Regions from separate parts of the Homo sapiens genome. Here region 2 is linked to region 1. Evidence: chromatin loops called from intact Hi-C (ENCODE). Cell type or tissue: ovary. All regions are shown on one strand. Links, peaks and the distances in the headings refer to the core of each region. The heading gives the core; the rest is flanking DNA.

Region 1 (12,495 bases), core at 1,423-9,422:
CAGAGTTCTGCAGGCTGAGAAGTCCAAGATCAGGGCACTGGCAGGTTCAGTTGTTTGATGAGGGCTGCTCTCTGCTTCCAATATTGTGAGACTCCACAGGGGAGAAGCACAGCAGCCTCACATGTTGGAAAGGCAAGCAGGCTGAATGCTGATGGAGCTTCTGTTACAAGGTCCTTCTTTTCATTCACAAGCGAGTCTCTCTCACGGCTTAATAATCTCTTCAAAACCCCAGCGCTTAATACTATCACATGCACAACATCTGAATTTTGGAGGGGACATATTCAACACATAGCACTATTCAAGACTACGATCCTCCATTTATTTAGAGGACAGACTTTCCAGCAGCCACACAACCTTAAGAGAGATATTCTCAACCTTGAGTGCACATTCAAATCACCTGGGGAGCTATACCTATGTCCAAGCCCTACCCTCTGAGATTCTGATTTATCATCTATTTGGGGGTATGACTCTTTTTTTCTCCTCCTCCTCCTCCTTTTGCCACAAGTTCCTCATGTGATTAAAATAGGTTGAGAATTCCAATTGATTAAAGAGGGTTGAGAATCACTGCTTTCAAGTCTTTCTACATAAAGCCTGTTCCACAGACTAGCAGAACTGGCATCGCCTAGGAGCTGGTTAGAAAAGCAGAATCTCAGGCACCACCCCAGATTTTCTGATTCAGAATCCGCATTTTAACAAGTTCCCCAGGTAACTTATATGGACAATAAAGTTTGAGATGTCCTACTCTAAAACAGAGCTTCTCAAAACTTGGTCTTACGACCAGAGGTCTCAGGTTACCTGAGAACTTAGGAATGTAAATTTTCGGCTTCACCCCAGAACGCCAGAATCAGAAATTGTGAAGGTGGAGCCCAGCAAGCTGTAACTGGCCCTGCAGGTGATGTTGATGTATTCTCAAGTTCGAGGCCCCCTGCTCTGAAGCCTGAAACACAGCTCCATATTGCTATGAATCCAGAGCTCCAAGCAGCAAGAGATGATTATGAAAGCAAGTACTCTACCTCAAAAGAGAAGCTGAAGTCATCCTCGGGCTCCCACGCAAACAATTATACATGAAATATCTCTTTATAATCCATAGGAATGGTTGGGGAGGAATTAAAGAAGAAAGCAAGCAACCTGGGATCCCTTGGTATGGGAATAAATCCTATGCTCCCTATACTCTTCAGAAGAGCACAAACCAATAACCGATGTTCATAAAAATGTGTAAGACATTAAGCCCTTAAGTTGTGTTCATTCAGTTCATTCTCAGTACATTAAGAAGGCAATTATGTTTACATTAAAAAAATATTTCTATTACAATGTTTTATGTTTCTTTCAAGTGAAAAATAACTACTTAGGACAGTCTATTGTTCCTAAAAATGTTGAAGGATAAGAAGAAAGGTTACATGAGGGTGGTGTGGTAGGACTTAAGACCATTCTCCAGGGCAGTTATTGTTAGGCTTTCTGAGGTCTTGCCTTCTTCTGAGAGCTGGAGCAAAGCCATGAACCTTCGTCCCTTAAAATGCGTTCCCAGAACGTACAGAAAATTTTGCATGCAATATCAGAAGATTGAGGCCCCCTAGGCCAATGGGACTGATGTTGAGGGTATCCATTCTGCTGTGGGGAGCAGCCAGAGAGAGCAGAATGACGCTCTTTGAGGGGTAGAAGGATTCACACCCAGGCTGAATCCTGGCATTCTCTCCAACCAGTTAAACCAGAGCCTCAGATTCCTCCTCTACAAAAAAGTAGCTGTAGGAAGGGCAGTTTTACTATTGCCATTCTACAAACAAGGAAATTGAAACCTGGAAAAGTGAGAGCTAGTCTAGGACACCAATGGCAGGGTCAGACTTGCAACCTCTATGGCCTTTGAATTGGGCCGTCTGCTGCCCAGCAGGATGCAATGCCCCCTTTTAGACTCTCCAGTGCAGCCAGGCGCACCATTCCCGTCCCTACTGTCTAGCTTAGCCCTTCCCACCCTGAGAGCTCATCTCCTACACACCCAGATGAAGCCTGCTATCATGACCACTTGTCCTCCCCCTAGCAAAAAAGAGCCATCTCTGCTTGCAAGCCGTATTCCGAGCCAGGAAGAGCTGGCCAGGTCATCTGTTAAGCCTCAATGCATCCTGAACAGAATGAGCTCCTAAATCTGTGGCACTGGATTGCACTTACTCTGCTTAAACGCCTATTTCTACTACTAAAACATGAACTCCTTGAGAGTAGGGACTGCCTGTGACTCCTCTTTGCATCCCCAGGGTTGGCCCGTGAGCACCTAACAAACAAGGAAGGTAGGGCAAGAAGAAGGGAGGGAGGGAAGGCAGGCACCACTCTGGCCCTTGCAGGTAGAGCTGTTTGGGGTCCTGATTCATCACGGAGCAGCCTTTGGGACTTTGCAAGTGCTATTTTACCCTGGTATTGTGTTTGCAGACAAGCCTGTCTCTAAGACTAAATTTTAAGCCCTTTGAGGGTACAAAAGAGTTTTCCTACCTTTATGTAGGAGATACCAAGGGCTACATTATATAGGCAACACAGTGGGTGGCCCTGAGACCTTCCATTTTCCTGAAGAGTCAAGATCTTCCTACCAAAGTATCCTAGACCCTAGACAGTAGGGTCTAGACTGGAGGCTATGAGCTGCCAGGAAATGAGTAGCCTAATTCTGCATACCCAACTTCCAGGAACCGCAAGCACACACTAACAGGACAAACTGTGGGTTCAGCTTCCCTCTCCCACAACCCCCCAGTCCCTCAAACCACACATATTGTCCCCAACTGCTCTCTTCTCCTCCAGCAGTGGGGCCACAGCAAGTAGAGGGGGTGGAGACACCAGGGAGTAGATTAGAGAGTGAGTAAGGCTGTTTTTCAAAATGGATCTCAGCCAGAAGGCCCTGATCTGGGGCACAGGGTCCCTAAGTTTTCAATGTGAATGCAGCCCCTGCGAAGCTTTGAGCCTAGGGGCACCCTGCGCAGGTGATTATGGGTGCATGTGTGTACACATTTGCATGCATGTATGTACACACACCACACACATATAAACACACACAGCCTTGGGGAGCAGAATAGAGCTGACTTTTGGTAATAAGCTGCCTGCTCTGAGTCCTAGCAATCCCCAAAGCCCTGCGCATTGTGACCTGGTTCCCGTGATCTGTAGGGTAACTTGGCAATTGGTTTCCCAGAAGTGCAGAAGTTAGTGACTGAGCCCAGCTCCAGGGACACAGAAAACCAGAAGATCCAGCCAAAGAATCCCCTACCCCTCTGACTGCACAGGTAGGCAATGCCTGATGCATTCTTGTACACAGTACCATGCTCACTTCTGACAGTCTGGTTAGAGGAGCTGACACCAAGAAAAAAGATGGAACAATCTCCGGCCTAATGCACCACTAGGTGGTATGACCAGGAAGTTCTGTGGCTCTTCAAAGAAGGCCAAGTTCCACTGGAGAGGGATCCAGGAGGTGACATGGAGGTGGTGAGACCTGGACGGATGAGGAGGAGGCAGACTGTTGGAGGGAAATGGAAGTAGTCCTGGTAAACCAGGAAGGAACACAATGAAGAATTCAGAGTAACAGATTTGAAATACTGTGTGTGTGTGTGTGTGTGTGTGTGTGTGTGTGTGTGTGTGTGTATACAAGAAGAAAGGTTACACTAGGGTGGCGGGGTAGTACCTAAGACCATTCTCCAGGGCAGTTATTGTTTTACATACATATAAACTCACAGCAAAAATGTTAATGAGTTAAAAGGCTACGTGGGGAGCATAAGTCCCTTGGTCCCCATCTCCACTTTTCAGAGGTAAATTTGTGTGTGTGTACACTATGCTGGCGTATGTTTTTGTGTTTCTTTCCTCATTTTCACACAAATGGGATCACAGTATAGCTACTATTCCAACTTACTTTTTTTACTTAACCATTTATTTTCAAAACCTCTCTTCATTAATATATAAAAATAAACCTAAAACTTTATAATGGTTGTTAATTACTCCATTATAGGAGTTACCAGTGCCCTTCAGCTGTAAACATTTACCTTGCCTTCAATATTCTGCTGTTTTGACCTGGCACTTTGTGCACTACCTAGGCAGGTTCATCAGTGAAGTAAACCTACAGCAGTTTCTGGGTCAAGGAAAACTCTAGTTTCATTCTCGCCAACAGTTCAAATGGCATTTAGTGAGTACCTACAATGTGCAAGAGAGAAGGGAGAATAAAAGAAAATTTATTTTAGTAACACTGAAAATAAGCCAGTCTTGGGGACCTGAAGCCTCATGCGAAGAGGTATTTATTGAAGAATGGGCTAAGGGCATTTCTACTCTATATTTTTTTGCTATTGTATGTATATATAATGTATATATTTTTGATAACTGTTAGATATGCAACCTAATACATGGGTTGTAAAACATTACTGCAGAGCAGGTAATTACATAGCATATTTACCCCCAATCTATTATATATCGTAAGTTCTTTTCACTGTGTTCAGCATAACTCAGTGTGTTATAAACTACATGCATGAAAAATCACCATGCACTTTTTCAGCATTATCTCCCAGGAGTTACAAGGATTGCCTGTGGAGGTTAGAACCAAATTAGTCTCTAGCCTCAAGCCCACCCCTACCCCTAATACCAGCCCCAGCACGAAGGAGCATTCACATCAGGCAATGGCTCAGCCTGCTGTTTTCCCAGCCAGAAAACCAGTGAGTAGGAAGCAAGCCTCCCCACTTGAGTTCTGATTTCCTGAAAAGCCAAATTCTCGTTGCTCTCCCTACCGAGGCCCTTCCTCTGCCCCCACCCTATCATCAAAAGTGAAAGTGTTACTGCAACAGCACACAAGCGCTGGCATCAAAGATCTGCGTTATTCACTGGTTCCCAGAAAAACACTTGTCTGGGACACGGGTTAAGGAGCAGCAAAGAAGAGGTCATTGATCTCTGTCTCCAGGGCTCAGTGGCTTTGGCATGGGGAGGGGCCGAGGCTTTCCAGATGTTCCACTGAAGGACTGGATGGGTGCCAGGAGAGTGCTGCAGATCTACAAAGGGATGCCTGTTCCCCAAGAGTGTACCATGCAAAGTCAAAAACTCTCTGAAGAGAGCACTGGCCAAAGTGGGCAGGGCCCCCAGAGAGACTTCAGCGGTGAACATCTTCTGCTGTCCTCACTCCCTTCAGTCCACAGCCACCACAGCCACTACACCCCCTCCCCAGCACTCACATGCACATATATTTCCCCCAGACTACCAGCTCTTGTTCCTATAGTAACAAAGCAAAAGCTAACAGGGTTTGAAAAAGCAGTAAACTTGACAGCAACCATACAGAAGGGCAAAGAAAATGGCCTGGGAAATTCTGTTCTCACCCTAGAAATCTGCCTTCAGAGGAGTGCCAGCCCATCAGGGGGCCCCAGCTACAAGTCTAAAACCTCAGCTCCCAAAGGCACAATTCCCTTCCTCTGACTCCACCCATCCTCTCTGAAAAGGAGAAGGCCAGAGTTACATGGATCAGTACACTATGTAAGTTTGCAAGTTATCTGAACAAGGAGCAACCCCTAAACACAGCATTTGGGTGATTACGTGGCAATGATAACATGGCTACTATTAACACCTCTGATTCAGTCATTCATTAAACAAATACTTACTGAGCAGGTACTGTATGCCAGGCACTATTCCAGCTTGCTGGGGATACAATGATAAACAACTTAGATAAGATTCTTGTCCTCGGGAGCTTACATTCTAGAGGGGCAAACGGATAATTAGTAAACAAACTGATACTAGTTTAATAAGGCACTAAAAGTACAATGAAATAAAAGCAGCTCCAGTAACAAAAAAGATTTCCAGGAAGTATATTATGTATAAAAATGGAGGCAGTAGGACGATAGAAAGAAAACTAGACTTTCTACATTATACAAGTGTGTGGTGCTTCACTTTCAAAATGAGCTTTCATGCACATCAGCTCATTTTGCCACTGCCACCTATTGAGTTAGCAGGGTGAGAATGCATCAGTATACTCATTGGCCCAAGCAGAAACATATTTGGAAGCCCAGATATGTGACATGATTTGTTCAAGATCCACCAAGTTTCATTCTTTGGATATCTATGTATCAGATAACCATAGAATGAAAAGATTATCTACAAATGAGGGGAAGATATTGCAATACATGACTGCCTCTGAAGCACTAAGAAATAGACAAAAACAACAGAAAAATGCACTAAGGGAGTGAACAGACATTTTTGAGGAAAGGTCAAAAACACATAAAAAGATTCTCAACATCACGAATAATCAGATAAATATAAATTAAAACTATAATGGCATATCACCCACCATACTGGTAGAAACTTAAAAGTCTGATAATACCAAATATTCATGAAGATAAAAAACAATTGGATATTGCAAACATGTCTGGTGGCGGCATCAACTGGTAAAATCACTTTGGAAAACAACTTATTACCTAGCAAAGCCGAATGTGCACGTATCTGTTGAACCATCATTTACCATGCCTGGGTAAATAATCTAGAGAAACTATAGATAGATACAAGGACACCCCCATAATATACTATTGTCCTTAATAGAAAAAACTTGAAAGTAATCCCAACGTCTAGGAATAGAAGAATGGATAAATTAATTTTGATATATTAATATAATGGAATAATATACAGCAATAAAAAAACGAACTGCAGCCACACACACATCAATATGGATGAATCTCAAAAGTAGAATGTTGAATGAAACATAGGATGATACTATTTTATTTATTTATTTATTTATTTATTTATTTATTTATTTATTTATTTATTTAGAGATGGAGTCCTGCTCTGTTGCCCAGGCTGGAATACAACGCCCTGACCTTGGCTCACTGTAACCTCTGCCTCCTGGGTTCAAGTGATTCTCCCGCCTCAGCCTCCCAAGTAGCTGGGATTACAGGCACCCACCACCATGCCCGGCTAATTTTTGTATTTTTAGTAGAGGTGGGGTTTCACCATGTTGGCCAGGCTGGTCTCAAACTCCTGACCTCAAGTGATCCGCCCGCCTTGGCCTCCCAAAGTGCTGGGATTACAGGTATGAGCCACCGCACCCGGCCTGATACTATTTAAGTAAAGCTCAAAAGCAGGTAAAACAAAACAATACATTACTTGGGAAAGCATACATTTAGGTGCTAAAATCATAAAGAAATGCAAGAAAATAATACAAAATTTAAGATATTTACAAAATCTTTCCCCCATTGGGGGAAAAAATGGCAAAGACAAAGTCAGTGAAGGGTGCCCAGGGGCTGAAAGGCACTGGCCATACACTTATTTTAAAGCTGGATCATAGGGACATATGACCCATGATATACAATATAAGTTCAGCATAAAAATAGTGGAAGGGAGGGAGGGTAAGTCTGATTTAAATTAAGTCCAAAAGACAGATTGATTCAAGGGAAACAAATCACAGAGGGTATTTTTTTCTTAAGTCAAAAAAAAACCCCATCATTTCTAAAACAAAGAAGGCTGACGAAGGCCTCATGCAGTACAGGAAGTGAATGTTAAATCCAAAAGACGCTGGTTTGATTTATGTTTAAAAAAATTAAAAATAAAAGCAAAATAGGTTCTTCTCCAGGCAGAGCCAGGTGTTTCTAGTTGGCCTGGTAGTGTCGCGGCTAGAAGGGCCATCGTTACAGGCAGGGAGAGGTTGAGTGGCCTGAGCAACATCTGTAATTAAGCAGGTGAAGTCTGTCTTCTAAGCTCCAGCCACTCTGCCAATGACCCTGGTGACTCAAACCCACCTATTACAGGCAGTTCTTGATTTTCATCCCTTCAGCCTTCAAACAGCACACAGGCCACACGTGGACGCTCAGCCGTCAGCTGGCGGTCACGTGTCACAGGATGCTTTCTGCCAGCCAAGCAACTCAGCCACCTCCACAGCTTTGCCATTTTTACCTGGCACCATTTACAACGGCCATTCCTTAATCATTTAACAAATATTTCCTAAGGACTACTGTATCCTGGCACTGTTTTAGGTCATGAAGGTACAGCAGAGATGAAAATAAACACAGTCCCTGCCCCGATAGAGCTTAGATCCTAAAGAGTTTGTACAATTATTTGAATACTTTATTGCCTCCTACCCTTTAAAAAAAAAAAATCAAAATGCTGGGTGTGGTGGCTCATGCCTGTAATCCCAGCACTTTGGGAGGCCAAGGCAGGCAGATTGCTTGAGCTCAGGAGTTCAAGACCAGTATGGGCAACACAGCAAGACCTCATCTCCAAAATAAATAAATAAACAAACCAATCAATCCATCGAAACAATGAATTAGAAAAAAATTAAAATGTTGGCCCTTGTGATGAGAGCGATAGATCTACTTCAGAGTATAGAGGCTAATAGGGCACATCGTCAAAGCTTTAGCCTCAGCTGGGCCCTTCCAGAACTTAAGCAGGTTGACAGGCTGCCCAGATGATCACGTGAACATTTTTTAAAAACTCTCTTAAAGAACAAACTGCTGGAAATATTACCAGAAATTGTTTCTGAACAATGAGACATAGTGAGGGGATTTTGTAATGCATTTTAGTTTTCTGGTAATGGAATCCTCCATAATAATGTTCAACTGAATTATTCAACTTTCACTCCTTTGACTTCCAGAAGCATTTTTAGAAAGCATCACGTGCAACTTAGGGAACCAGCTGCCTACAAACCTAGCAGTTGGTCCTTTATTAGTACAGCCACTATGGAAAGCAGTACAAAAGCTCTTCACAAAATTAAAATAGAACTACCATATGATCCAGCAATCCCACTACTGGGTATATATCCAAAAGAAATGAAATCAAATGTCAAAGAGACATCTGCACACTCACATTTACTGCAGCACTATTCACAACAGCCAAGATATGGAATCAACCTAAATTCCCATCTGATGATGAATGGACAAAGAAAATGTGGTACATCAGCACAATGGAATATTATTCAGCCATAAAACATAATGAAATCCTGTCACTTGCAGCAACATGATGAACCTGGAGCACATTATGTTAAGTGAAATAAGCCAGGCACAGAAAGACAAACACTGCATGATCTCACTCATAGGTGGAATCTTAAAAAGTTGATCTCATAGAAGAAGAGAGTAAAATAGTGGCTACCAGAGGCTGGGGAAAATAGAAGTCAGGGGGGATGGAGGGAAGTTGGTCGATGGGTACAAAGTTACAGTTAGACAGGAAGAATAAGTTTTCCTGTTCTATTATACAGTAGCATGACTACAGCAAATAACAATGTGTCGTATATATCAAGAGAGCTAGAAGAGAGAACCTTGAATGCTATTAACAGGAAGAAATGATAAATGCGCCAGGCACATGGCTCACGCCTGTAATCCAAGAACTCTGGGAGGCCGAGGTGGGTGGATCACTTGAGGTCAGGAGTTCGAGACTAGCCTGACCAACATGGTGAAAATCCGTCTCTACCAAAAATATAAAAGTTAACCGGGTGTGGTGGCAGATGCCTGTAATCCCAGCTACTCGGGAGGCTGAGGCACGAGAATTACTCGAACCTGAGAGGCAGAGGCTGCAGTGAGCGGAGACTGTGCCACTGCACTCCAGCCTGGGTGACAGAGTAAGACTCTATCTCAAAAAAAAAGAAAAAGAAACAAACAAATGATAAATGTTTAGAGAGGGGGATATGGTAATTGCCTTGAGTTGATCACTATACTATGTACACATGCATTGAAACCCCAGAAATATACACAATACATTGTATCCCAGAAATACATGCAATTATTATGTATCGATTATAATTTTTTAAAAAAATTTTTTTAAAAGAAAGAAAGGCTTAGGATTCCATCTTTCTATAAGGGTTTTGTTTTTGTTTGTTGAGGGAAGGGAGGGTTCGCCTTTTAATGCACACGGAGACTTCAAACCATCATCATCATGAAAACCCTGAAGGCAAAATCTCAAGCAAAGACAGAAGGTAGGTCAGTGTTAGGGGCAGCAGTCAACAGCCTTATTGTGCCCCTCCTCACAGGGGCAAAACATTGTTCAGCCCATTTATGGCAATACATCACCCACTGCAGTGAGAAGCTTTCTACCCAAAACAAAACCCCTTCTCAAGTTAAGAAGCTAAATTCTTCTCAAAGAAACCTCAGTCTCTTTCTACTCCTGTGGCTTCCAGACAAAACTCCTAAGTTTGAGGAGAAAATCCTTACTTCACAGGACACACAAGCAAGCACGATGAAAGGATGTTTCCCCTAAAGTCAAGGGCTTGTGTTGCCATTTCCCTTTCTCCCAGATGGACCTGTTCCCAGACACACACCGATGCACTGTGTTTTAACAAACTCCACATGTGCAGCTACACGAGAGAGACATTAAGGAGCAAATCCTGATGTTACAGACTTTTTCACTTCTAAAAACTCTTCTTAGGAAGGGTTCACACAATTGGGGGTTCATTCAAATAGGGAGCTTCCCTAGTTCTTTGGGAACAAGGTTCAAATTTTAACATTTCCATTTTTGCCTAAATTTGTAAGATTTTTAAGCATTCTGTAAATACCTGCTAAGATCCAACTTTTTCCCTTTTCCTTTATTTCATACACTCTTTTTCTCTACCTTCTTACAGTGTAAGCCTTGGATTTTTAAAAAGTAAAATAAACACTGCCTTATCAGCCTCCACTTGTATATATTTATGGAAGTTACTTGTCACATCCAGATCTTACAAAAGATCATTAGAAGAACAGTCTTGTAATAGAACAAATGGAAACACTGGTTCATCAAAACCAGAAAAAAGAACTGCAATTATCCAATACAGCCCTCTAGCTAATATATAAATTTGTTCTACGATATTTCAAAATGCTCATTTGGTCTCTCCTTGAATACCTCCAGAGATGGAGAGCTCCCTACTTACTGTTTGAGTATATTTAACTGCTGGTGAGCTCTGCTTATTGGAGACTTTTTCCATACATTAAACTAAGCTGAAATCTGCCTCCCTATAACTCCTTGTAACCCTTGTCATCCCAAAGCTGCAAGAGGAGCCACAGAATAAGTTCTCTCTCTATTCCACTTGGCCACATTTTAAGTTTCTAAGACACCTACCAGGTCTCATCTACTATTAATATTAAGGCTCCTGTTCTTTGGCCAAGAATAATTGGGTCTGGCTCCCTGGTGGTAAGTGTAAGGAGAGATTAGGAAACTTTCTCATGGACTCACGCCCGTATTCGGAAAGTCTTCAATCTGAGAATTCAAAATCCTGAGCATTGGCTTAACCATCGCCTCTTAATGCTTTCCTTGCAATCCTGTTGAAGGTCAGAAATACCCAACGATTTGTTTACCTTCAATAGGCTGGTTAGTAGCAGCTAGGAACAGAATCCAAGCTTCTTATTTTAATACAAGGATTCCTCCCACTATACCTCATCATGATGCCACCTAATGCTAATTCAGCGTAGCCAGTTGGGGGTCTTGTGCCCAGGGCTATTGAGGCCCTGGAATAAGCAAGACCCTCATAGACTTAATCCATGCCTCCCTATGGTAACCTGTTTCACACTGGGTTTTGGTGATCTGTCTCTAGGTCTGGTTCCCCACTGGACCAAGAGGCCCCAAGTACAGGGACAGTCCTTGTCCCCATACTTGTTTTGTGTAGTCAGAATGGTAGGATGGTGCTCCCGGCTCAGCAATGCCACATTGCAAGGCCAACAGGGAGCCACACTGCACCGGGCCAGGTCTCAGTTCTGGACCAGTACAGGAACCTCTGCCCTTGAATGACTTGTGCCCTTAGATGGGGCAAGCAGGGCACAACCTGGACTCCAATTATAGGTACAATATAAATATGTGAGTACATGGTTGTATAGAAAGACACAGAGGAGTGTGGGGGGCAAATCCAGTGTCATGAACCAGGGGAATGCTGGTGGGATGGGCCCGTGTGTGGGAAGGCTCCCAGGAGGTGGCAAACTTGAGAATAAAGAAGTAGCTAAATAAACAGGGAGAGGACAGGGTTTTATAACTGAGGACTTGGTGTGCATGCGGGCCCTGAGTGGCATTGGAAAGTCCCTAGTAAGTATCCGATACAGTAAGCTTAAACATTCAGATCCATGCCCACTCATGAAATTGATTGTACAGTGGAATATGAAAGAACCGATTATCCAAAGCAAAGTCAGGCCAAACACCTTGTTTATCTCAGTAGTTTCCTTTAGAAGTGACAGTTTTTCCTGTTATTTTCATTTAGTCATGCATTCATTTATCCAGCAAGTAAAAATTATGCCCCTACTGTGTACGCAGCACCTAATCCAGAACTCTGCATTTCCCCTTCCATAAAAAGCAGGTGCGACCTGCCTACCTCAGGGGAGATCACATAGAGGTAAGTTCTAGCAAGGTCCCTGGGTGAGTTATTTTAATTAAAGCCCCAGGAACCAGGAAAAAATTAGCACAGTGGGATCAAATTCAGGCACCACTCAATACTTCAGGATATTTATAGAAAAACAAACACAAAAACAAAAAATTCAATATCCTGACTGGTTGCTTTTAAAAGGGTTACTTAGTGCTTTGTTTTCCTGGTATAATTGCTTCTTGTTCTCATCTTGGAAGAACACTGATGTTGTC
Region 2 (12,495 bases), core at 2,341-10,340, 65 kb after region 1:
CCCCGTTTTTGCAACCCTTGGCCTGAAATTCCAGAACAGCAATCTAAATGGATTCCCTCCTCTGGCCTTCTCCCCTTCACATTCATCCCTGAAAATTCATTTTTAAATCCAACCTCTAATAAGGCACTAAAAATACCAAATGTCTTCCTAAAATTCAAATTTTCCTGGCCACTGGTCAGCTTAACACTCTTCTATGGTACCCCATGAGATCAAAGGAAGATCTCCTGAGCGCGGCCATCAGTCCCCACATGTGGCTAACTCTTCTCAACACATCTCTCACCACCCTGCTGAAAACTTGGCCCACTCAACTGCCTATACACCCGAGAACACTCCAGTGCTGCCACCACCTCTCTGCTTTCACTTATGCTGTTCCCCCTGCCTGGAATGCCCTTCCCCCCACTAATTCTTACCCATCTTCTGAGACTTGTTGAGGAATCTTTCCCAGGCAACTGCTGCATTTCTCTATGACTGCGTTAGTTTCCAGGTATTGTAATGATCTGCTCTTCTGCCTCTCTCATAGAGTGGATTATAATCCCCGGCTCTGGGAGGACCTGGAACCATGGCTCATGCATACATGTATGTCAGTGCCTAGCACAGTGCATGGTGCATAGGAGATAATTAGTGAAGATTTACGGGCCGAAGGAAGCCAGCTCTACTGTTAGTTCTACCCCCAAGTTCCTTCTCCAATTTTAATGGCGGAAGTTTTATTTTGTTCTTCTGCCTTGAACCCCATAGGTTGAAACTCCTTGTGGGGCTTAAGGCATGGACTTGACCCCTTGCCCAGCAGCCCAGTTCTGCCAAGACTGTGGCTCTCCCTTGTCCTTCTCTCCAGAACTTACTCCTTCTAGGAGTAAGGAGTGAAGGCTGCCCTCAAACCCCAGTCTAGACAGGCCTCTCATTGCCTATTGGCAAGAGCCTGTAGCCAACTGCTGACTAAAACTGCCCTTGGCACCTGCCAGGTGCCACAGGTCTACCTGGGCTCCAGCCACTCCAGCCCTGGCCCAGAAGCCTGACCAATGACATAGGCAACCTGATTGCTCTCTCGAGTCAGACCCCCCAGCATGAGGCTTTATGGAAGGGCTGCTGCCTGGGCAGTGTGACTCCCCATGCTCTCAAGGTGACTTATACTGAACAGCCTTTCCCGTTCAGTCCTTTCTTATTTTGTGAAAACACCCTGACCCCCAGCTGACCCAGCAACCTTGTAGCCTGACTGTGCAGAGTTTAGCATACTGCTCCATGCCTTTGCTTTAACACACTATCAAGTATCCAGCCGCTGGGCACTCCTGCGCCACCACTACCCTACCCTGCAACTATATTTTCATCTACCCAGCATTATACAAACTAGAGAACTAGGGGGAAAATCTCTCCCCACTTGACCAGCCTGGAGGTGACTACCCACATATCAGCCTTCCTCCTCCCCAGGACCCACCATGGAAACAGTCTCAAATCCAGGCTTTCTTTGTCTTGTGGACAAGAAGTCCAGACATTCAGATGCTAGGAGCTTAACCTACACCTCATTAAGCTGCAGCCTGGTGACATGACTGCAATTCCTGATCCTGCCTCTGCTGGAAAACCCTGACCCTAGACTGGGTCCTGATTCTGGTAACTACTTCTGACATCATCTCAGCAAGAAGAAATGGAATCTTCTCCTTGTACAAATTAAATGTGTGAGCAGTGCCATCCGCAGACTAGGGACAACAGGAGCCTGCCCTGAGCCCCATGCTTTAAAAAGTATCAGATTTTGAGTATGCACTAATTATACTGACATGTGCCTTTTAATTTTGAATATTTGGAAGACAATCTTTTTTTGAAAACATTGAAATAATTTTAATTTTTTAAAAAATATTCTTTTCTTTTAGAGACAGGGTCTTGCTACGTTGCCCAGGCTAGAGTGCAGTGGTTATTCACAGTCATGATCATCGTGCACAACAGCCTCCAACTCCTGGGCTTAAGCAATCTTCCCCACTCAGCCTCCTGAGTAGCTAGGACTACAGGCACATGCCACCAAACCTGACCAAATATTTTAACTTTTATATTTACTACAATTTATCTATTTACTAAATATATACTCAATTTTTATACACTTTGAATATAATTAAATTTCCTTGTGTAATTCTTTAGATCACTGAAAATGAGTATAAATTGGGATTATGATTGAAATAGAAAAGTGGAGCTCAGAAAAAAGGAGCTGAAAAGAATAAATAATAGAACATCAATAATGAATGAAAATGCTCACTTTTTTCTTTTTTTTTTTTTGAAACGGAGTCCCACTCTGTTGCCCAGGCTGGAGTGCCGTGGCACGATCTCAGGTTACTGCAAGCTCCGCCTCCCTGGTTCACGCCATTCTCTTGCCTCAGCCTCCTGAGTAGCTGGGACTACAGGAGCCCACCACCATGCCCGGCTAATTTTTGTATTTTTAGTAGAGACGGGGTTTCACCATGTTAGCCAGGATGGTCTTGATCTCCTGACCTTGTGATCTGCCCACCTCAGCCTCCCAAAGTGCTGGGATTATAGGCGTGAGCCACCGTGCCCGGCCAATGCTCACATTTTAAAAAACAGAAAACACCAATTATGTGCCCATAATAATAAGAAATACAATATAAAATATAGTTTTTTAAATTTTAAAAACACTGAAAACAGGTAAAAAAAAAAAAGCCACTTCTGTTGAGCATGGCCCATATACACTTTGAAACGATATTATAAATTCTCGATTTAATAAAGACTTAGGAAATAATTACTGATCAAAACAATGAAAATTAGCAAGAAAAATATTCCCATTAAATATGCAACTTGAACTTGATATTTTGCTTTCAATCATATAAAACTCTGGCTTTACACTTTTTAAATTTTGTCATTCTGAAGGTATATTTGTCAAGCTGGGAGGCTGGAACACATCTTAACAGTCTTTATGTTTGACATCTAATGTTTCAATATTTGGACACATTGTATATGGCTCTCCCTTAGCGCCTACAGGAGGTCCCACAAAAGTCGGGGGCAGGCATGTATGTGAGGCAAAGGAGGAGGCAACGTGTTTTGGTGGGGAGAGCTTGGGCTTCCAAATCCAAACCACAGCTCTGCTACTCTTAACTCTTGGGAGCCTCAGTTTCTATATCTCTAAAATAGACATAATAAAACCTAGCTTATATGCTCCACATATATAAATTCCTTTTTTATTTTAGAACTATTTATTTTTTATTTTTCCCATCTGCCTTTTACAATCTGGTTTAGCCTAATCCAATGGAGTAAACAGTGGTTTCCACTGTATACTTTATTTGCACAAACGACTTTGCTGAGCTCCTTGAGATCAAGGCAGGAGAAAGTACACTCATTAAGCCTGGCCTCTCTACCCGACACGCCAAGGAGCTGGCTCCTGGGTTAATCACTTTATGCAGCCCCAAGAATTCCTCACAGGAGTATAAAATGAGGAAATGAGAACAAGTCTACATTCCTGGGTTTTGGCGAAGGAACTCAGTAAGCCCAGCGCCTGTTTTGTTATGTTGGCAATGTGCATTCTCCTTCCAGCTACAATCCAGCTAAATACCAGAGTTCCATGAGAAGGCCTGGATCCCCTCAACCTTTACTGAGGTAGAGCACTTGTAAGAATAGCAGTACCTATGCTGAAAGCGCCAAGCGCCAAAGCTACCACGGTAGTCCCAATTGAAAAAGATGGGGCTGGGAAGAAAACAAAACTATGAAGTGCAATGCAGTCCTTCCTGAGCATGTGGACTCCAGCCATCCTCTGCGTAGTGCTGTTGCCCCAACAGCAGAGACCGCCCCAACCAAAGACAGGTCAGTTTAAATGTTCCTTGTCCTTCTCCCAGAGCTTCAGTGGGGTTGGCTGGCTTGCAGAGCGAATTAATTAAGGAGAACAACGGCCTCAGCCTGGTGCGTGCAAGAAGCCTGCTGGCAGGTTAAAAAAGCAAAACATAAGATGTGGCTCCCCAGCACTGTAAAAGGCACTTCTGCAAGTGAACAGGTATGTGGTGCACCATGGAACTGGGTCCACAGGTGTAAACTGAGATTGTTCTGGGCAAACCAGGGTGTGTGGTTACCGCAGTCGTGGAGAGCTGAGAAACCCTAGTAAGGACAAGGACATGCGTGGCTCCCTCCCTCCCCTTCACCCTGCAGCTTATTTCTGGTAGGGGTTTTGTTCTATGAAAGCTAAGCCATGAGGCAGAATGAGTAAAGTGGCCTTCCAACTGTGTGATGTCACCAGAATGGGTTTGGGTGCAGTCTCCCCACATGGACAACAAGCTAATGATACTATACCTGTTACATACAGGCGGTCACAGGCAATCTGTGAAAACATCAAACGCTAGACAGCAAGCATTATTCTCCCTCTTCCCAAAGCTGCTTTGTCTGAAACACTGACACTCCTAGGGATTCACCCTCTTGTACCATTGTGTCTCAAATAAATAGTAAATGGAGTTACGTAACCCTCAATGATGTCTTAACTGTTCTGAGCTCTTTATCTATAACATTAAAAAACAAAAATCCTCAAGGTGGCTGGACATGGTGGTTCGTGCCTATACTCTTAGCACTCTGGGACGCTGAGGCGCGAGGATCACTTGAGGCCAGGAGTTCATGAGCAGTCTGGGTAACATAGTGAGACCCCCATCTCTACAAAACAAAAAGTAAAACCTCGTGACCTGTGAAGTCTTTTCTAGCTCTGCAAGTCTTGACCTGGGCTCTGGGAAAAATGCACAATAGCTAAGAATGATGGCTCACCCTTGTTTGACCACAATGACATACCTGTATTTACTCATTTCATCCCCCCAGGTACCCAGTATATCATATCAACCCCATTTTGCAGGTGGAGAAGGTGAAGTCAGAGAGGTTAAGTTAATTGGCCTGGAAGCAGATTGCCCAAGTCAAGATAAGACAGTGCCACCTCTCAAGAAGTTCAATTTTAGTGATAATTTCAGTGAAATCATCATAAGAGATATAATAGCAGCCAATGCTTGTATTATGTGGCACCCATACACCAAGCATTGTTCTCATAATGTATATTAATTCATTTAGTGCTCATTACATCCCTAAGAAGTAGAAATTATTATTATCTTCGGTTGACACATGAGAAAATTAATGCATAAAGGGTTCAGTAACAGTCCAAGGTTTCTTACAGCTAGTGAGAGAGCTGGGGTTTGAAGCCAGGCAGCCTGGCTCTAGAGTCTATCATCAATTACTACGTTATACAAACGACACCTGGACATTTTGTCAGCCTAGAATAAGACAACTAACTGGGGCAGGCATGGGAATGGAGAACCTGGAGAAGACATCAAAGAATTAGCTGGAGTTCAGCAAGTAGAGCAGGGAAGGGCATTCTACACTGAAGGAACAGCATGAGCAAAGGCACAGAGGTGTGAAGAACAACTGCTTTCAAAGAAATGCAAAGAAGCTTAGAGTGAAGGGAGATGGAGGATGGGAGTATTGCTTAGAAATAATGAGCTGTGTTTATTTTCTATTCTTTTCAACTTTTCTGAATGCTTGAAATTTGAAAAAGCGCTGTCAAGCCTGGGTGGAGTGGAGGTCATGCTAAAAGCTGTGCAAACCTGCAGAAGACAACTCTGCGGGGGGTCTCACAGCATTGCCGAGCTCTGCTCTGCTCCTGGCCACCTGAGCAGGACCAGCAGACAGTGACATGAGAAGGGGCAAAGAACATAGTGGCCAATCCCAGGAAGCACCCTGCTGACGGAACCAGGGCCCACAGAGCCAGTTTGTGTGGTTTGAAGAAGCTGACTATGACCTTCAGGCCAGGTGGAGAATCCAGTATGGAGAGCAGCAGAATAGACTGGGCAATTAAAAATGTTCAGGCCGGGCGCAGTGGCTCACATCTGTAATCCCAGCATTTTGGAAGGCTGAGGAGGGTGGATCACCTGAGGTCAGGAGTTCGAGACCAGCCTGGCCAACATGATGAAACCCCATCTCTACTAAAAAAATACAAAATTAGCCAGGCGTGGTGGTGGGCACCTGTAATCCCAGCTACTCGGGAGGCTGAGGCAGGAGAATCACTTGAACCCGGGAGGCGGAGGTTGCAGTGAGCTGAGATCACGCCACTGCACTCCAGCCTGGGTGACAAGAGCAACACTCCATCTCAAAAAAAATAATAACAATAATGTTCAAGTGGTTCAGGTTTGAGGGAGAGCAGAGCATGGATGTGGTGGTGCGGGGTGGTGGGAGAGTTGAGGGCAGGGTCAAAGCTCTAGGTGGAAGGTCTGGTCACTCCACGACACGCCCATGCCAAGGAAGACCAGAAACTGTGAGGCTGGGGCCCTGGCTGGCTCATCAGCATGGATGCTGCAGTCTCTGGAAACCCCCGTGGGGGACCTCAAGAAGGAGAAGAGGTGCTGGCCTCACCTCCTCAGAAGGTGGGGTCATGTACCTCGAACAGACAGGGCTGGGTGGCACAAAGATGAAAGGAAAGAGTGGAAAACAACAGCAACAAACCAACAACAGCAGAAGCGGAGTCTGAATCACTCTGCTCTCATTAGCTCTGTGATCTTGACATTTCTACTTGTTTGAGGTTCAGTTTCTTCTCCCGTTAAGAAAAAAAGAAATGGTGGATGGGGGGGGGGGTAGGGCAATAATTGTCCCTCCCCCATAGGATTCTATAGGTGATCAATAAAGGATGTCTATCATTTTGATGAATACTTCAAGTAATTAGAAGTGGAGGAGGCTTGTATTCGAACAGTCCAACCTTGGGAGTGGGAGAGGAAGAAAGGAAGTCAGAGATGTTCAGAAGGAAAATGAAAAAGCAGTGAGTGGTCAGAGACTGTCACACATCTCCCTCCAGAGACGGGGCTGTCAGGCGAGATCCATGCCCTTCCTGAGATTCCTTGCCACAGCCTTGCCCAGGTTCCTCCCCAGGCGCTTGAAACCACAGAAAGCCGTGCATCAGGGTCCGTGCTAGAATACCGCAGGAATGAGAACGAATTGGCACCCTGCTTCATCCAGGCTGGTTAACCCCTCCCTTGAAAGATAAGAAAGTACTCAGCCCAGAGTGTAATTCCTTCCTGTCTGCCCCGTCAATGCATTTGCCATTTTCAAAAACAAAAATCCCTCCCTGAATAATTCATTATTCGAAGGAAACGCCAGCCCAGAGTGCGCCACTCCATTTACTCTGACATAAGAGCTCATCTCGGGCCATGTGTATGTGTTTCTGAAAAGGATCCACATGAGCAATCGCTTTTTAAAACGTCGATATCCGAGAAGGCAAGCAGAGAGTTTAAAAGGGCCATAATTCATAAATCAATGATGCCACACTCCTGAGGAAGAGTTCTGCATTGACTGGTCAACAATTCCATTTGCAACAAGCTGAAACATCTGCGTCTCCCTGCTTCTCTAGCTGGGGTCCCAGGGCGGCTGCCCCACGATAATAAGGCAAGGTTTTAGGGCTAATCCGAATCATACTCTCTGGGATTCAGGCATGGAGATGTGGGATTGCTGTGGATTTTATCTAAACCTTTTCATTTCTGTTAATATCCCAATAACTAGAACCAATCCGAACCAAGCAAGAAAAAAAAAATGTGAACACTCATGACTCAGAGTCCTTTGTTCCTGGCTATGTAACAGGGCTGTTCACCAGTCAGTGTGAGACCCTGTCCTTGTCCTTGACAAGCACCAGCACAGGTTTAGCCCGGATCCCAGTTCCAAACATATCTAGGGGGAAATTTAAACAATTGTTGCTGTTTTTGATGGTTCCTGATGGCCTCGATCAAAGTATGGTGTTTGGCCTTGATCATGGCTGTGAAAACAAAACTCTACACCTGGAATTGGCTAACTGCCCAACATATGCTCACACAGAACTCAAAGGCCAGAGCATCAGAGAGAAAATCAGTAAGCTGAGGCCACCGTCTGGAGTTGCTTTTGGACACATACTTTACCATTGCTAGAGAAAAACAACCTGCAGCTTGGATTCATCAGTAATCTTCATTGCAGACAAACGAGATAGAACACCTGTCAGCTCTCAGGGTTTCCAAAGAGCAGGATTTGGGGGAGTCTGGGTATAATTTTTTCTTCTTTCTTCCCCTCTCAGCTTGCCTCCCTCCCCCGAAGTGTCTAACCAAACATGGAACACACAAGAGCAGAAGAAGAAAGAGAACAAGCGAGAAAGAAGAGCAGCAGCCCAGGAAACAGATGGAGAAATTGGGGGATTGGGAGCTTTGCATTTTCCCCATTCGCCCAAATTCAACAAATAGGAAGGCTCCTCTGCAGCTCTCTCTCAGTCAGCAAAGAGCTTTCCAGGACATTTTGTTTACTCAACACCTCTTCTCTGCCCTGCTTAAATCTATTCTGGAACAAGGAAGGGCAAATAAATTAATTAGGCTGGGTAGGGTGGCTCACGCCTGTAATCCCAGCTCTTTGGGAGGCCAAGGCGGGCAGATCACCTGAGGTCAGGAGTTTGAGACCATCCTGGCCAACATGGTGAAACCCCGTCTCTACTAAAAATACAAAAATTAGCCAGAAGTGGTGGCGGGTGCCTGTAATCCCAGCTACTCTGGAGGCTAAGGCAGGAGAATCACCTGAACCCGGGAGACAGAGGTTGCAGTGAGCCGAGATCGTGCCACTGTACTCCAGCCTGGGTGATGGAGCAAGACTCTGTCTCAACAAAAAAAATTAATTAATTATACCACCTACCATTTATCAGTGCTCACGACAAAATGGATGCACTTTTACAATAAGCATTATCTCATTTAATCCTACAACCAGTCCTTGAAGAAAGAAACTCTCCTTAACCCCATCTTTCAAGGCAGGAAACCCAGGCACAGAGAGGCTACGTAGATTATCCAGAGTCACACAGTTAGTGAGCAGTAAAAGTGGGACAGGAACTTGAGCACCAGGCAGCAGAAGCCACCCTCGGCCAGCATCTCTCCTGCGTGTTAGAGCCACCAGAACAAGCTGATAGAAGGGAAAGGGTGGGAAGGGCACCCTTCTCTAGCTTTGTGTTTGGGGTAGGGATGGAAAGTGACCACTGACAATAGCTTAGCATTTACTGAGCACTCATCGTATGCTATGATTTGAGTTGTCCCCGCCAAAACTCATGTTGAAATGTGATCCCAAGTGTGGTGGTGTTGGGAGGTGGGGCCTCATGAGAGGTGTCTGGGTTATGGGGATGGATCTCTCATGAATGGCTTGGTGCCATTCTCATGGTAGTGAGTTCTTGCTCTGGGGAGACTGGATTACTTCTGGTGAGACTGGGTTGTTAAAAGCCAGGACACCCCTCAGGTTTGGCCTCTTTGCACCACTTCCCCTTTGCCCTTCTGCCATGTTGTGACACAGCACGAAAGCCCTCACCAGATGCCAAGCAGATGCCAGCACCAGGCTTCTGGAGCTTGCCATCCTGCAGAACCATGAACTAAGCAAGGCTCTTTTCCTTATAAATTATCCAGCCTTAGCTATTCTGTTAGAGTAACACTAAATGGACTAAAACACTGTGTGTCAACTAAGCACTACAGGCATGTGGTCATTTACAAATACCCCGTGGAACAGGTGCCATTATCCTCATTCCAGGGATAAGAAAACTGAGACCCAGAGAGGTCCTGTGGGTCAAATGTATTTGAACCGGGATTCTCATTGAGAGAGCTGGGGTCAAAGCCCGTGCTCCTGACCATTATGCTCCACTGGAGTTACAGATGGCAGTGAGCATCTGAGCCTCAGTGACCCTTTAGCACCAGCAAGGGCAGAGAGGAGCGCATTAACCCAGCATCAAGGAAAGGCTGTCTTTAAGGAAAGTACACCACTTTGCGCAGCTACCCATAAAGATTCTAGAGTGAAATAAGCTATCAGAATTTAATTCTGCAGGTATTCACTCAGGCTACTATTTGTTTACTCAAGATCAATCAATTGACCCCATTCTTCAAGAAAGAACTAAAAGAAAGAAAAGAACTAAAAGAAAGAGGATATGGAAGGAAAGGACATAGGGAATTATACAAATACAGTGTAATGCTGAGCCTGCTGGCCCACAGGGTAGCCTGAAACTAGAAGGGGGCAAGGCCCAGCGGGTGTAGGGCCTGCTCTTGGGGCTCCATGGGTAAAGGGACTCTGGACCAGGACCCCCACGTGCTCACTATAGCTTTCCCCACTGAAAGCCAGAGAGCTTGCCTTACAGTCTTTTCCATCTCTCGCGTTCTGTTATTTTTAGTTGGTTTCAATCTTTGGACAGCAGGAACCTCTTTACCAGAAAGCTCAATATGTAAAAAGGACTTAAAGGGGCTGATTAGGTGGGAATGAGGAGGTTCAGCAGGGCACAGAAACTATCCCTAGTCCCCAAGCCCCGTGACCAGTCAGAGGCACCTCTACCAGCCAATTCAGAGACCTCTACACAAAACCTTCCCTTCTTCACCAAAGTGAGCTGGCTGTAGACTGCAGACGTTTGTGCGGAGGTGGAGGGGCTGGAACACATGCCTGCTCTGTTCCCTTTTCAAAGGTCTGGAGACGCTGGCCTGGCCTCTGTGGGAGGCCTACACGCCTTTCTAGAGGTCCTTAATCAGGTACGGGCCTCAGGTGTCTGATAGTTGTGCCACCACATTCCCCGCTTACCACCACCAGCACCATCATCAGGACCAGAAGTTCATACTGTCAGCTACTTGTTAGAGAATCAACAGCCTTGAAAACTTCCAAGGATTGTGCAGAAACAGATACAAAGTGTATTCACAAATCAATTTCCCAGAGCATAGTACATCCCTTCTCAAGCCGAATAACCTTCAAAATCTGAAGAAGATGAAAAAGGAGAAGAAAAACGTGAAGGGTTACCCAAGGTTGCAAGCACAATGGCCAGAATGTGTGTAAATACTGGACTGGCCCTGTGTGCTTTGGGTCCTCTGACAGAATGGCCATTTCCTGCAGCCCCATTTCCTCTCATTGTATTTCAGTGGAACAAAAATGTTATAGAGAGCAGCCACTCAGTCACATAGGTTATTTTAATAGATACATCCTACAAGCCTTGAAAACTTGCTCTACGCTCTGATAACAAGGCTAAAAATATCACAGGCCCTATTAGCAGATTTGAGGCTCCAAATCAGTGAGACTGGAACACACGTGTGTGTTTTTCTCAGCGCATCCTGCAAGTTTTCCCACGTGCTGCCACCCTCGACACATTTTCATATTATCTTTTCCCCTGAATCTCGGTTGAAACTGATGCTTTCATACAACACTGGAGGATTTGGTGGCATTGATGATCTCTTCAGCATTCCTCATTCAGCTGCACATTTCATCCAAAGGCTGAAGGATGCTCTCATTTATGCATATGTGCATTTTTGCAACTACAAAATGCACGGTAGACAATACTGAAGAGCTGGCTACACAGGAACTGTCTGTCCCAAGAGCCATCACAAAAGAGCTGATCTTTCCACAAACCACTTGTGAGCTCCTGCCAGCTCTGTAATTCAGGGCCACTCTCGAGATTTCCACTCTTGGGACCAGAGATAAATCTTTGGTGTCCCAGGCGTTTGATCAAAGCTCTTCTTTCCTTCATTATCCTATCAATATGAATGAACACTACCATTTAGGTGTCAGATATGTAAAGCTAATCTAAAGACACAAGTTTTCATTATCTTCAGAAAGATACTAATACATTTTTTAAAATTCCGAGCTTCTCAGAAAATGTAGATTTAAAATATAAATATTAATTACAGGCAAAATATCTTAAAGTTGTGATTCTCAGCCCTGACTGCTCATTAAAAATGGGTGGCAGGGGTATTTTCAAATGATTCCTAGCTCTTCCAGATGGTTCTTAAGGACAGCCAGGGCTGAGGGTTGAGAATCCCTGTCTTTCCCCCCTTTCCCCCAACCAGAGAGACAGTCTCACTCTGTTGCCCAGGCTGGAGTGCAGTGGCATGATCATTAGCTCACTGCAGCTTTGAACTACTAGGCTCAAACAATCCTCCTGCCTCAGCTTCCTGAGTAGCTAGGACCACAGGCAGGAGCTATGCTCCACTGGAGTTACAGTGATGAGTTACATGCCCATATGATTTAAAAAATTTTTGTAGAGCCAAGGTCTCACTATGGTCCTAGGCTTTTGTCAAACATACACATTAGCACAGTGAAAGAAGACATGCAATAAATGCATGAACTGTGAACAGTATTTTAATAAATGTATTAAATAATATGGTCAATCTTATGGTCTCTGTACACAAATTTCTGAGTTATCACATTATTATACAAAATCCAGAGGCACCTTTTCTTTTGTAGACATGGGATCTTGCTATGTTGTCCAGGCTGGTCTTGAACTCCTGTCCTCAAGCAATCCTCCTGCTTCAGCGTCCCAAAGTGCTGGGATTATAGGCATGAGCCACCTTCCCCCACCAAGAACCTGTCATCTGTCTTAAAAGACACAAGTCTTCAGTGCGGTGGTTTTGCGAGGGTCTAAGTGGGTGGTTCTCCACCTTGCTTGCACATTAGAATCCCAAGGAGAGTTATTAAAATGCATGGGACACATCTCCAAAGATTCTGATTTAATTGGTCTGGGGTAGGACTAGGTTCTGGTATTTGAATATT

What was found. Peaks named below come from ENCODE experiments on the same cell type or tissue, not always from the same donor. Only the 100,000 strongest peaks of a DNase experiment are listed, where the experiment ranks them.
Region 2: a loop joins it to region 1, with 3 times the contacts of the local background. A loop is called at or near these places in 5 of 110 quality-filtered maps.

What each region holds. Positions count from the first base shown.
Region 1 is chr2:45,853,295-45,865,789 of GRCh38, reverse strand. The region is part of intron 2 of PRKCE (protein kinase C epsilon); the gene reads right to left. Among named protein-coding and RNA genes, the nearest start is that of PRKCE-AS1, 180 kb to the right of the region's middle. In ovary, for the core only: no CTCF peak of the experiment used is centred there; a DNase peak (open chromatin) is centred at 4,873; H3K4me3 peaks cover 917 bases; H3K27ac peaks cover 2,698 bases.
Region 2 is chr2:45,788,927-45,801,421 of GRCh38, reverse strand. The region is part of intron 1 of PRKCE (protein kinase C epsilon); the gene reads right to left. Among named protein-coding and RNA genes, the nearest start is that of PRKCE-AS1, 120 kb to the right of the region's middle. In ovary, for the core only: no CTCF peak of the experiment used is centred there; a DNase peak (open chromatin) is centred at 6,871.